2 separate regions of the Homo sapiens genome follow, and region 2 is linked to region 1. A link is a loop called in an ENCODE intact Hi-C map of the cell type or tissue named here. Cell type or tissue: ascending aorta. All regions are shown on one strand. Region 1 overlaps TENM4 (teneurin transmembrane protein 4). Region 2 overlaps TENM4 (teneurin transmembrane protein 4).

Region 1 (2,500 bases):
AGAGGAAAGTGAGGCGCAGAGCATCATTTACCCACGTAACACAAGGAACCCAGAGAAGTAAAGCACTGTGCAGGATTACTCAGCCCTCCAGGACGCAACGGTTTCTTAATTCTGCTTCTATCAATCAAGAGCCTCTCCGCCATGTCAATCCATTTCAAAGTCAAGCCAAAGTAAGGGCTGTAAAGCCAGGACCCTGTGTGTTAGTCCTGGAGCATGCCAAGGTCAAGACATGGCCCAACAATCAGAAATAACATCAGAATAACTCAGACTTCCACCTAATATTTCTCAGAAGTTATCAAGAACCACCAAATCCACAGAAAAACTGCTTAAAATCCGCCTTTTCTCTCTGCCCTCTACTGCATTTACTGACATCAGCTTCTCCTATATCTCTTTTAAAATATTTTTTATGAAAATTTTTTATATTCTACAGAGAGTGTTTATAACAAATATGTTCAGTGTAAACAATAATGAGAAACTCTCATGGCCCCACCAGCTAGCTTAAGAAACAGAACATGATGCCACCTTTGAAACCCTGGGGATGGCCCCCAATACCCTCCCCTCTTCCCAGGTAGCTGCCCTCCTACACTTATTCTCTTGCTTTTCTTTATAATCCTGGATGCTTTGCAACCCTCCCCCAGAGAAGCACTCTCCCCAGTCCAGCCCACACGCCTCTGCAGCTTCCATTTTTGCTTCTTTCCCTACCCCAGTCTGGTGTGACCTTTTCTGGGGGATGGGAAAGGGCCTGGAGAAAATGGACAGAGGACACAGGCAGACTCCTTTCCAGATAAGGGGAGTGGAAGGTTAAGAACACCCCTGCTAAATACCTTTTGTCCACTTGAAAACACATTGGGAGGAGAGAGGGAGGGGCTTCCTTGTAAGTTTATTCCTGGAGCAGGTTGCCACTTGTCACTTGGAGCAAGTCCCTTCACCATATGGACTTCTAAACTGGAGGGGGACTGGCACAGATTGGGGTTTCCTAAAATTGTCATTGCTTCTACAGATATTTACTGAGCACTTACTGTGTGCCAAGCAGCGCCATAGGTACAGGGATGATGTCGTGGGAAATGAGACAGACAAATTCCCTGACCTCAAGGAATTTACCATCGAGGGCAGGCCTCAGTCCTGCCCCACAACTAGCTATGATCCTCCCTTTGTCATTGTAAGCTATTCACCATTAAAGGTTGAGGTGGGGATGAAATTAGATGATAAATATGGAAGTGCCTGGAAAATCAGAGGCAGGTCTTGGCTAACACTACTTAGAAGACACCCCACAATCCCTGAAACGAGGTCCACTGGGCACGGAAGAGGCTGGAGCTTTGGGTACTCACACCTGTAGTTACCCAGATCTGCCACTGGATGTCAGTGATGTGTAGGAGGGGGCGGGGACCTAAGGGTGATGAGCTTTTTAAGTTGAGAAAAGTGCGAAATAACTGCTTACAGTGTGCTATATGCTGTTCTCCATGTATTTGTTATAGCATTTGATGTTTACGGAAACCCTATGATTTGCATATCCTTATACCCATTTTACAGACAGGGAAACGTGCTCAGGGGAGGGATATAAGTGGTTGTCTCCCCTCCTCCACCTGAGAGTACCAGGCAAAGATTGCTAAAGATGCTAAAAACGGCCCTGGCGTGAAAGTGCTCAACCAGACAGCCCTTTACTGCTGCTAAACTGCTATGAACAGCATCTCCCCATACTTGGGGCAGCAAATGGCTGCACAAATGCATGAGAAACAAAAAGCTCCACAGCTGTTAAAACCCCCATGGGCACCCATGAAGGTTACAGTACAAGTGTTTGCTAGGCAGATAGATGGGTACAGATTAACAAGAGCCACGTGGTGACAGCAGAGCTTGCTGTGCTCTCTGTCAATCTAGAAGCAATCATGGCTATGGCCAACTTTTATGTTCCTTGTGGTGAGGATTACAAAAAGGTCTCTGGGGATCTTGCCTTAAAGAGCATACAGATGTATAGGGTGTCAGCATTGAAGAGCTGTAGTCCCAGTCCTTCCTAAACAATCCCTGAGAAGCTCTACTGAAAAATTAAAGGGGAAAGTGGGGGAGTATTCAAGGTCAAATTCATTTTGGGAAAATCTGCATGAAATAGTTTTGATGATCATTGCAATTAGTAGACCTGATGATGATATCATCCACCTCTTTGATATAGACCCAGGGGAGCAAGTGCTTTGGGAGGGGAAATGACTAGTTCAGGACCACAGAGGCAAAGAGGACACCATGACTCTGACCTCTCCCCATGGGACCTTAAATTCACACCATGAGAACGACAGGGAAAAGGACATGAACAATGGGATGGGATGTTCCACAGAAGACTATATGGGGGGCCTGCAAAGGAGAGAGGGTCTGGAGCAAAGGCACTGGGGCTAGATCCCCACAGAAGGAAATCCCAGCAGCACTCCCTCAGATGCACCCCTGGCAGGAGGGGAATCCAGGTGGTGCCCAAGGCAAACCAGAGACCCCCAGGAATGACTAAGGAACGGAGCTC
Region 2 (2,500 bases), 74 kb before region 1:
TTGCTATACTTTGGCAAATTAACCTCTAAAAAACCTGTACTAGTTAACACCAGGTTTGACGGTCCAATATGCCCTGCTGAACTCAAACTTTCTAGGGTATTTGTTCAAGAAGTCTGATGGGGACAGCAAAGAAAGAAATAGAGCTCTATTTGAAGTCAAATAAAGACAGATGTATAGATAGAGATATTGATATAGAGATAGATAGTATATTACTTAGGATCCTGGCAAGAAACAGTGGCATTGTCATATGGGGTAGCTGAGGAGAGTGTAGTGAAGGGATTATTTTAAAAGTATGAGCAGGATTAAGGACAACCACTAAGGTTGGCAAAGTACCCTGAGGCTAACAACAGCTGGGAGCTGTCACTCCTAGACCTGATGAGCAAGGTGAAGGAGAAGTTCCTGCAACTTAGAGAGAGGTGTAGCAATATGATAGCTGTAGCAAAAGGCTGCCCAAAGGAGTCGTGCCTTCCTACATAGCAACACAGCAATTTCCCAGCAGGGAGGTCATCTGGAGAATAGAAACCCTAACCTCATTCTTCTCCCAACCTCCTCACACCTCCTGCCAGAGTCTCCCATTGGCTGAACCCAGCTGCAAGCCAGAGAGAGCCCAGTTGACCCAGTGGTTAAAGAGCAGCCTTGCAGGGCACAGAACAGGCTGGAAAAGGAGAGCAGTGGATCTGGAAGAGCCGATGAAAGACATGCACTAGGCACAGCTGTAGCTGTAAGCACAGGCATCGATTTTTTCATTTTAAATCAGTCTGAAGACAAAGGGAAGAATGGGTTGAAGAAAAAAAAATTAAAGATAGTGAGGAAACAAAATCAAAATTCCAGCCCAGTCTTTCACTTGCTGTAGGGGTATCTGAGACATAGGGAGGTATGAGTCAGTACATCTCTCCCCCGAGAGCATCATGTACAACGTTTCACCTTTGCCACCTCTTGCAAACCCCTCCCAGCAGAGTGTTGGTTTTTAGAAGCACCCGGGCAAAGAACAGACAAAGGGAGGATAAGCTGTGGGGGCGGGGAGACCAAGGTAGTCTTATGTAACTTACATCTTTATGAAAACTCATTTTGCTTTTATTTTAAGAAGTGCTATTTATGAATTCCCCAGGGGGTTAAAAAGCTTAAGAGATGGGTTTTTTATGTGATGTCAATAGAAAAATCTCTAAACTCCTGGAATAAATGATGCTTTTGTTTTGGCTTTCTGTTTTTCAAAAAGGCCATCTGTTTTCATAAACATAAATGAGACTCTCTAGCCACCTTTTCCCTTATAACCCTCTGTCTCTTTGCACAAATGACAACATTCCCTTCGTGATTCATTCCTGAAGACATTCTTCTGGGCTAAATGCGGCTGCTAAATTTGTACTTCAGTTTTCACTGTGAGTCCCACATGATCCTTGCTCAGGCGGCAACTGCACTATTACAGCTTTCACTTCTCGAGTCCCAGATTGCTATACCCTTGGGTTGCCAGCAGCTCTGCACCAGGCTTTATGCAACTGGCTTCTCCTGTTTTGCAAGGGTATCTGAGGTCTTTGAGGCAGCCCAATAAGTAGCAACCCTTCTCTACCTAAGTCCTAAGCGTGTTGAGAAATAAATGGAAGATAGCAGATGAAAGCTAAAATACCATGTTTATTATTGATAATGAATAATTTAGCTTAGTGTAACAGCTAAATAGGCTTGATAATTGGACCCAGAATTAGGCAGACTGACCCACCTGGTGATAGGCCACGTTGGATGAGGCAGAGGATAAGCCAGCTCCTGGAGGAACATAAAAAAAAGTTGCCAACTGCCAAGAAGAAGAAAATTGAGACTCAACCGAGAATAACCATATTCTTCCTCAGTTTACCATTCATGTAACTCATACCACTACCTGTGACCAAAGGGGCAAGATGGCTCACAAGAACACTAATGGGGCTCCCTTCCCATGGAAATAACTATCAGGAATAAAGATGAAGTTTTCCTTCCAACGGTGACATAAGTGTGACAGAAGCTAAAAATGTGCCTTGACTGAGCCTGGTCGATAAAATGTACTCAATAAATACATGTCGACTGTGTGTTCATTTATTTAACAAATACTTATTGAACAAAGTTAGGGCCAAAATAAGTTTAGTTTTTGATTCTTGGTACAGTAGAGAGCTGCTAGAAAATTCTGAGCAAGGAAAAGATATGATGAGATTTACATTTTGGAAAAATTACTCTGATTGCTTCTTGAATAATGGATTATAAGAAGGACAAGTATGAAAATGGAGAGACGAGGGCCAGGCACGGTGGCTCACGCCTGTAATCCCAGCACTTTGGGAGGCCGAGGCAGGCGAATCAGTTGAGGTCAGGAGTTGCAGACCAGCCTGGCCAACACGGAGAAACTCCGTCTCTACTAAAAATACAAAAAATTTAGCTGGGCGTGGTGGTGCACACTTGTAATCCCAGCTACTCTGAAGGTTGAGGCAGAGGTTGCAGTGAGCCAAGATCACACCACAACACTCCAGCCTGGGTGACAGATAGA

The links. A loop is a pair of places that touch in the nucleus more often than their neighbours do. Peaks named below come from ENCODE experiments on the same cell type or tissue, not always from the same donor. Only the 100,000 strongest peaks of a DNase experiment are listed, where the experiment ranks them.
Region 2: it touches region 1 in a loop (2.2-fold over the local background); 1 of 110 quality-filtered maps calls a loop at or near these places.

Annotation. Positions count from the first base shown.
Region 1 is chr11:79,099,145-79,101,644 of GRCh38, reverse strand. The region is part of intron 4 of TENM4 (teneurin transmembrane protein 4); the gene reads left to right. Among named protein-coding and RNA genes, the nearest start is that of TENM4-AS1, 7.1 kb to the right of the region's middle. RefSeq lists a silencer at 1,267-1,561. In ascending aorta, a CTCF peak has its summit at 1,355 (motif pointing right); a DNase peak (open chromatin) is centred at 1,357.
Region 2 is chr11:79,172,694-79,175,193 of GRCh38, reverse strand. All of the region lies in intron 3 of TENM4 (teneurin transmembrane protein 4), which reads left to right. Among named protein-coding and RNA genes, the nearest start is that of TENM4-AS1, 81 kb to the right of the region's middle. In ascending aorta, a CTCF peak has its summit at 1,478; a DNase peak (open chromatin) is centred at 1,423; H3K4me3 peaks cover 1,033 bases; H3K27ac peaks cover 1,884 bases.